Regions from separate parts of the Homo sapiens genome. Here region 2 is linked to region 1. A link is an interaction called in ENCODE POLR2A ChIA-PET data of the cell type or tissue named here. Cell type or tissue: GM12878. All regions are shown on one strand. Each heading gives the region's core, and the rest is flanking DNA. Links, peaks and the distances in the headings are about the cores only. Region 1 overlaps MIR3936HG (MIR3936 host gene). Region 2 overlaps CARINH (colitis associated IRF1 antisense regulator of intestinal homeostasis).

Evidence for each region. ChIA-PET counts read pairs that join two places held together with the same protein. Peaks named below come from ENCODE experiments on the same cell type or tissue, not always from the same donor. Only the 100,000 strongest peaks of a DNase experiment are listed, where the experiment ranks them.
Region 2: POLR2A ChIA-PET joins it to region 1 with 6 read pairs; 3 of 35 experiments call an interaction of 5 or more read pairs at or near these places.

What each region holds. Positions count from the first base shown.
Region 1 is chr5:132,355,955-132,360,348 of GRCh38, reverse strand. It overlaps MIR3936HG (MIR3936 host gene), which reads left to right. Exons shown (of 8, transcript NR_110997.1): 4 at 233-269. Among named protein-coding and RNA genes, the nearest start is that of MIR3936, 7.4 kb to the left of the region's middle. RefSeq lists an enhancer at 2,026-2,075. In GM12878, for the core only: no CTCF peak of the experiment used is centred there; a DNase peak (open chromatin) is centred at 2,188.
Region 2 is chr5:132,434,598-132,438,991 of GRCh38, reverse strand. All of the region lies in intron 2 of CARINH (colitis associated IRF1 antisense regulator of intestinal homeostasis), which reads right to left. Among named protein-coding and RNA genes, the nearest start is that of LINC02863, 10 kb to the right of the region's middle. In GM12878, for the core only: no CTCF peak of the experiment used is centred there; no DNase peak of the experiment used is centred there; H3K4me3 peaks cover 668 bases; H3K27ac peaks cover 2,391 bases.

The DNA of each region.
Region 1 (4,394 bases), core at 323-4,322:
CCCTTTTCCCCTCAGTCTTTCAGACTTGGACTGAATTACACCATCACCTTTCCTGGTTCTCCAGCTTGCAGATAGCATGTCATGGGACTTCTTAGCCTCTGTAATCATATGAGCCAGTTCATATAGTAAATCTCCTCCTATTGATCTATACCTATATCTGTAATCCTATTAGTTGGGTTTCTTTGGAAAACTCTAATACCCCCTTATCCACAGTTTTTTTTTTTTTCTGCAGTTTCAGTTATCTACGGCCAACTGGGTAAACCAAATAGGTGAGTACAGTACAATAAAATATTTTGAGAGAGAGATGCACATTTGCATGACTTCTATTACAGCATATTGTTATAATCATTCTATTTTATTAGCTATTGTTAGTCTCTTATTCTGCATAATTTATAAATTAAATTTTATCTTAGGTACGTATGTATGTATGTATAGGAAAAAACCTAGTATATATAGTGTTCAGTACTATCTGAGGTTTCAGGAATCCCCTGGTGTTCTTGGATTGTAGCCCCCTGCCTTCAAGCCTGCACTCTCAATTACTGATGCTACATCTCATTACCCTGAAAGATGAAATCTAGCCTTGAGCCCTTACCAACTGGCTGCATTAGATCATTTTAGATCTCCATGTCACCGCAGTCACATTTGTGTGTGGTGAATGGTCCAGGAGAGATGGTGCTATTCCTGCCACCTTCATTAGCCTGGCTTGCATTCTCTTCTGAACACTTGGGTCTTATTAACACTGTGCCAGGTTCTCATATACCCCAAATAAAGAAAAAGAAAGTAGATGGATACAGTGTACATACTAGGCCCAACAGAAGTTATGCTTTTACTCCCTTTCCTCTTCAATTTAGATACTACTATGGCCCTTTGCTTCCGTCTATCTCAGTTCCTTCGTTGTCTTATCATTCCATTCACCTCTACTGCAAGGCCCTAAATCCAACCATTTGGTCACTGTACTCCTACCCTGGGTCACTGGAGGAAATCACACAACCATGTGAGTTGGTGTCTTGACACATTTACATTTCCAATCACAATTGGACCCTCAGCCCACTTGTTACTCTCTCAACCCATGTTTCCTTGCACCCATCAACAGCCCCCCTTCTTTCTTGTATCTTAAGTCAGCATCCTGGATTGAGAGTGAAGAGTAAAATGGTTTGACTTATTGTGAGCTTAGCCTTTGCAAGACTAGTAAACAAAAGGACTGGGGTAGTGGCAAGAGTATGAATGGGCTGGAGGGATCACAAGGTATAAACTGAAAGGGAAAGGAAATGATATCAGGTGAGAGCTGAAGAGTTGGGAGGAAAACAAAGGTCCTAGAGTGAGATGGAGCTGTTGTGACTGATGAGAGGCCCAGGGTGTGTCCTCAGCAGCAAGAGTGTGAAGTATAGGTGAAGGTCAAGTACTGCGAGGCTAAGGTGTAGCACTACTCATCTTCCTGAGCACAAAAGTCACCAGCACCTTGGGCTGGGTGTCAGAGAGCTCACAGAATGTGGATAACCAACCAGGCAGATGTTGGTAACAGCAACCAGGAGGGCACAGCACAAACCTGAGCAGGTCTTTTATGTATGTGAAGGTGAAGGAGTTATGATTTAGAAATGGCAGTGGGAAGCAAGGAGAATGCTGAGAGCCTGCTCAGCTCTTGTCTTCCAGGATCATGGATAGTGCAAAATGAGTAGCCTTCCTTTGAGAGACAGAGCCATGAGGCTAGTGGAGTGCTCAGAAAGAAGCCAGATCTCTATCAAGGAAAGGAGATGGAGAGAACAACCAGGGATGTACTTGAAAGAGGAGAGTTGCATGTCTACAATGGAATATGTGTTGCAGAGGACTCAGTCACAGAGAAGACAACTGCAGGAGGGTGAGCTGGAGGGCTCTGCAGGGGCAGGAGCACAGTAGGGCATTAGAATGGGAGTTTTAGATGAGAAGGATTACATTTGCAGTGCTGGAGGAAGATCATCTCAAGGTTCACAAAATCAAGCTTTAAACTTGTCTGTGTCAACAGACGGAGGCATTGGGTGATAGTTCAAATCCCCATAATTTTTTATAATCCTTTCAGCAGTCTGTTAAATATAACCTTGGTGATAAGCTAAGTTACCTCAGCATAGCAAGCTTGGCTTGGTCTAAATCAGGGTAGAGGTGATTGCTGCTCAAAGGAAGTGAGAGAGACACCCAGCTCTGGATTGGAGAACATGACTTTGACCTGGGTTTCAGCCTCCACAGGGCTAAGCCCCAGGGGAGCACTGGGCAAGTTGCTAAGGCCACAAGCAGGAGTTTATAACCAGGCTAGACTAAGCCCACTGATGCAAGAATTTTTTTTTTTTTTTTTTGAGACAGAGTCTCACTCTGTCACCCGGGCTAGAGTGCAGTGGTGTGATCTTGGCTCACTGCAACCTCCGCTTCCCTGGTTCAAGTGATTCTCCTGCCTCAGCCTCTCAAGTAGCTGGGATTACAGGCACCCGCTACCATGCCTGGCTAAATTTTGTATTTTTTTAGTAGAGACAGGGTTTCACCGTGTTGGCCAGGATGGTCTTGAGCTCCTGACCTCAAGTGATCCACCTGCCTTGGCCTCCCAAAGGGCTGGGATTACTGGCTTGAGCCACCATGCCCAGCCTGATGCATGAATTTGCATTCTTCATGCTCTTCATCTATGCTTCTGAAGACCTGGCACTTAGTCAACACTCAGTAAGTTTTTATTTTTTAACTGCTTTATGATTATAAAAGTAATATATGAAGCATTTGTAAAGTATGGAAATCTGGAAAAAATAAAACAGAAGTCATCTATAATCTGACCATCCAAACATACCTACTGTTAATACCTTAGTCTACGTTCTTTCTTTTTTTCCTTTTTTTGAGATGGAGTCTTGCTGTGTTGCCCAGGCTGGAGTACAATGGCATGATTTCGGCTCACTGCAACCTCTGCCTCCCAGGTTCAAGCAGTTCTCCTGCCTCAGCCTCCCAAGTAGCTGGGCTTACAGGCATCCACCACCATGCCCTGGTAATTTTTGTATTTTTAGTAGAGATGGGGTTTCGCCATGTTGGCCAGGCTGGTCTCAAACTCCTGACCTCATGTGATCTGCCCGCCTCAGCCTTCCAAAGTGCTAGGATTACAGGTGTGAGCCAATGCGCCTGGCCTTTTTTTTTTTTTAAGACAGTTTTGCTCTTTTTGCCCAGGCTGTAGTGCAGTGGTGTGATCTTGGCTCACTGCAACCAGGTTCAAGTGATTTTCCTGCCTCAGCCTTCTGAGTAGCTGGGACTACAGACGCCACCATGCCCAGCTAATTTTTTTGTATTTTTAGTAGAGATGGGGGTTTCACCATATTGGCCAGGTTGGTCTCCAACTCCTGACTTTGGGTGATCCGCCCACGTTGGCCTCCCAAAGTGTTGGGATTACAGGCATGAACCACTGTGCCCAGCTGAGCCTACTTTCTTCTGGTCTTTTTCTCATGCCTCCCCACCACCACCCCAGCCCCCCGCCATTACATACGTATATATGTTTATTTTTTTTTTAAAGAGATGAAGTCTTGCTCTGTTGCCCAGGCTGGTAGGCTGATCTCAAACTCCTGGCTTCAGGTGATCCTCCTGTGTTGGCCTCCCAAAGTGCTGTTGTTACAGGCATAAGCCATCACACCTGGCTATTTTTCACGCTTTAAAAACTCACTTTATTCATTCATTTATTCACTCATTCTTTGATTAACACTCATATACTGGTTTTATTTTATTATTTTATATTTTTAGCTACAGGGTCTCACTCTGTGCCCGAGGCTGGAGTGCAGTGGCATGATCATGACTCTGCAACCCCGAACTCCTGGGCTCAAGGGATCCTCCCAACTCAGCCTCCCAAGAAGTTAGGATTACAGGCACATGCTACCACACCCTGCTAATTTTTTTAAATTAATTTTTTTCTTCCTTTTTTTTTTTTTTTTTTTTTTGTAGAACCAGTGTGTGTTAGGCCATTCTTGCATTACTATAAAGAAATACCTGAGACTGGGTAATTTATTAAGAAAAGAGGTTTAATTGACTCACGATTTCACAGGCTGTATAGGAAGTGTGGCACTAGGCATCTGCTCAGCTTCTAGGGAGGCCTCAGGGAGCTTTTACTCACAGTGGAAGGTGAAGGGGGAGCAGGTGTGTCACATGGTAAAGACAGGAGCAAGGTGGGGGGAGGTGCCACACCCTTAAACAACCAGATTTCTCAAGAACTCACTTATTATGGTGGGGACAGCTCCAAGCCATGAGGGATCTGCCCCCATGACCAAAACACCTCCCAGCAGGCCCCACCTCCAACATTAGAGATTACATTTCCACATGCGATTTGGACAGGGATAAATATCCAGACTATGTCATTTTGCCCCTGGCCCTCCTAAATCTCATGTCCTTCTCAAGTTGCAAAATACAAT
Region 2 (4,394 bases), core at 199-4,198, 79 kb before region 1:
GCCAAGTCTTGGGTAAAACAACTAAGTGATCTCTTAAGGACCCAGGTTCCTTTTTTGTCCCTGTTCCTTGCCCCTCACCACCACTTTTTCCATGTGCCACCCTCTCATAAGAACTCAGAAGCCCAGGGTGGAGTCAAAGGGGTCTTTTAAATCCCCTAGTGGCATATGAAATTCTGGATGTTTGTGAATTTTCCTGGGGAAAGGGTCTATGTGTGCCATTAGATTCTGGAAGGGGTGTGTGACCTCAAAAAAAGGTTAAGACCCACTGGACCGAGTCCTCTTTAAATGGAAGTGCATGGATCAGTTTGATAAAATTAATTTATAGTAATGAGCTATGTATCTTTAGCTAACTGCACTTCTAAAAAGACATCTGGGAAGGGAGAACGCTTAACTAAAATTATTATTATAATTATTATTTTTTGAGATGGAGTATTGCTCTTGTCGCCCCCAGGCTGGAGTGCAATGGCACGATCTCAGCTCACTGCAACCTCTGCCTCCCAGGTTCATGCAATTCTTGTGCCTCAGCCTCCTGAGTAGCTGGAATTAGAGGTGCCCACCACCATGCCCAGCTAATTTTTGTATTTTTAGTGGAGACAGGGTTTCACCATGTTGCCCAGGCTGGTCTTTAACTCCTGACCTCAAGTAATCTGCCCACCTCAGCCTCCCAAAGTGTTGGGATTATAGGCATGAGCCACTGCACCTGACCTAAAATTATATTTCTAATGACAAAACTGAGGTACAGCTCATAACTAAATAGGGGAGAATGACATTAAAGCCACTCCCATCACTAAAAAAGACCAATTTTTCTGGTCTAGATGGCTTTTTAGAGGCTCCTGGAGCAGGAACAAGGGGTTAGTGACTACGATGTGTCAAAAGAGACATAGGCATTTCTCAGATAAACCTCAGCTCTTCCGGCTTGAGAGAAGGAAACATTCCCAACATGACTTAGGGGCCCAAGGACCCTGTTTCCACCTCATATCAGATTGTCAAATGGGAAGGGTGTGCCTAGAGCACACACTCCCTCCTGAAAGGGCTGAGTCCCCAGAAGACCTATGTCTGCTCCATCCTGGGTCCCTGCTCTCTCCTGGAGACAAGATACAGCTGCCTGTATGAGTAGCAGTCTGGGGCCTCCTCCTCCCTCCCTCTGCCCCACCCCACTCCTCCCTGCCCGCCCCCATACACACTGGGTTCTTCCTCCCCTGCTCTCTCTCAAGAAGCCAGGCCCCTGCCCCCACTCACAGTCAGAAGGAAGTGATTCTGCAAGGCCTCCCAGGGACTCCCAGGACTGGCTCAAGGCATCAGACTGTTAAATAAGTGGGATTTTTTCAGTGTTTGTAGAAACTGTTGTTTAAAAAGATGTAACCATCCAAACTGTTTATGTAACCCTTGGGAAGTCTCAACAGATATGGTTCCCTATTTATAACTGTGGCCAGGACTTTAAAAATACAAGTGGAGGGGGACTGTCAAAATCAGAGAGGTTGTCACGTTACAGTTGTATGCTTGCATAACTGAATTCAGTATTTTGCTCTAATTTGAGAAGTTTCTTTTTATTCACTTTTCTCCTTTTCTGGTTTTCTCTTCCTTTGTTGTCCACTGCTGTGCACCATACACTCCTGACATTTTCTGAGAACATCAGAACTATTTCTCTGAAGTGGAGGTTCAAAATAGGGGTTTTTAGAATGACCAAATAATAATGAACACTAAAATTCATTTCAAAGCCTAGGACTAGTCTATTCATACTGATATTCCTAGTCTACAAGGGTAAACATAGCTGTCTTCTCGCCGCCAGCCCCTACACCTGCAGGGGCCTGCTCTGTCTCTGGGTTGTCCGCTCTGGAGGTAGGTGTCAGACCACCTGGTCTCACTTTCCTAGGTCCAATCTCTGGATCTATGGCAACAGAATCCACAGGTCCCTATTCCCATACAGGGGGAATGCAAAGTTGCTGGGGGACAATCACAGTGCAAAGCTGAGATCTGGGCTTCTTTCTAGAGCCATTCTGAGGTCTTCATCACTCACACTAACAATCCAACTAAAACCTGGCTCTTGTAGGAACACATCCTCTTCTTTATTAGGGAGGCTGTTCTCTGAGTTAACATAGTAGCAGTTTCGTTCACAGATCTTTCTGGCAAAAAAGAATCCGACGAGAGCTATGCCTCCACCAAAGGCACAGTTTGATAACACTTTGGGGAAGGATGGTTCATAGCTCCTGAAGAAGAAAGAGTCTGTGATAAGAACCTCTGGCCCACAGGCTTCTTCACACTACACAACTTCCAAAATCCCTAACCACTGCTAATAGCTAGGAGGAGGATAGTGACTGTTCCCAACACAAAGAGATGACAAACATTTGAGATGGTGGATATGCTAATTACCCTGATGTGATCACTATACATAATATGTATTGAAACATCATTATGTACCTTGTAAATATGTATAATCATTATAACACACAATATGAGGTCCCAGACAATGATAATACATAATAATTATACGTTTATGGGATACATAGTGATGTTTCAATATGTATAAATTGAAGTGGTGTGAATTATGTATAAATTTTAACTACATTAAAAATTACAGAAAAATAAATTTTAAAAAACAAAACAAAAAAAATTCTTAACTGCTGTCAAGCTAGCACTGACAACCGAAGCCTCAGCCCAGTACCTCCCTGCTTCCACCTGTGCTGACCACCCTAAGAGAGAAGGCAGAGGCACACAGCCCTTACATCTTGGTGGGGAAACCCTAGGGTTTCCTCTGAGGGCCTGACAGTTTGAAGGGATTGAAAATGAGTGGAGGGTGTGGCCACCTCAGCTCTAGCCTCCTTCTGCTGAGGGACAGTGGCCAAGGAACATCCTCATAGATCCAAAGGAAGGTGGAGAGTCCCTCTTTGTCCTCTCCACCCACCTCATCCCCACCACGCCCTGATGTCACTCCCTGCTGTACCCACCCCGGAAACCCTTAGCCACTTCCCACAGGTCCACTCCCAGGGAAGTTCTTTAATTGGTGGATGTGGGAAAGAGGAAGAGGAAAAATATCATTTCTACCTTCCCAATTCCCTGTATCCCATGAGCCTCCAGTCTGAAAATGATTACCCATCTGACCTGGAGCTCTCATCCTAGGTATCATAATGGCTCTTCTTTTACCCATAAGGAGAATGGGTAATGAAGAAATGCAAAATCCCAACTCATGAAAATGTGGTTGAAAAAGGGAAGACCCATAAAAGTTCTCATTTGTTGACCAGAGACAATAAAGTGATTACTTAAAAAAAAAAAAACCCACCTCTGGGGTCTTTCCAAATCATGGAGAAAAATAAAAACAGGGGAAGACATGCTCTAGTCTTAAAACTCCAATGTGGCCCCAGACTGGTGAGCCCCAACAACAGTAAATACCCACCCTCAGCAGCCTTCTGCCCACCTCACCCCACCAATACTAGGTCCCAGACAAGTCAACAAACACTTATTGACCATGTACTGTGTGCTTCCAACCATTCCGGGAGTTGGAATTCTGCAACCTCAAGGTGCTTTGCGAGGAGCAGGGAAACAGCTCAGTCAACATTTACTGTGTGCTGACGTTTTGCTAGGTTTAGAGGAGGCAAAAATCTGAGAAAAAAACAGCTAAGAATACTCCAATCTGGGAAGTACTAATATACACATAGCACCATAGGAGCAAGGAACAATTAATTCTACATGGTGAGGTCAACCAGAGAAGATGATTTTTAAGTTGGGCCTTGAAAGCACATTAGGATTTTGCTGGGTATAACTGGGAAGGAGTGGCATTCCAGGCAGAAAGAACTGAGTGAGCAAAGGTCAGGGTTGGGGTTGGTATGGGCAGTTGGTTGTATGTGATACGGCGTGTAGTCAGGCCAGTGTTGCCAGAACACGGGGTCAGAGAGCAAGAGCAAAGGAGGTAAGGCTAAAAGGCAGGCTGCAGTTTATGGCAGCCACGAACACATGCCATTCAAAGGACCTGTTGCATGGAGTGCAGACAGCTGACAGGCTGCAGCCTCGGATCCACACCATTCAAGTCAGACCATGTTGCCTCCTGGGTGGCCCCCAGCCAATGACAGAACATGGCAGGGTTGCTCGGGCCTGTCCATTTCTGCCCAAAGTGCGACTCTTCTCCTGGGCAATCTTTGGCTGGAACTCCCCACTGGGCTCGTTGAGACACTCTTACAGCCGCATCACAGTCTGATGCTCTTTCAACAGAATTATCCTTCCCTCTCTTGCGTCCCAGAGTTAGATCTGGACTGCAGTCTGAAAGCTGTCTTTTCTCTCCGTACTTCTGCTCCTTTCTCCTTTATCTTTCATAGGCATTAGCTCTTCTTACCCCCAATAAATCTTCTGCACTTTTCATTCTGTTTTGGTGTCTGCTTCCCAGAGGACTCCAACTGAGAAGG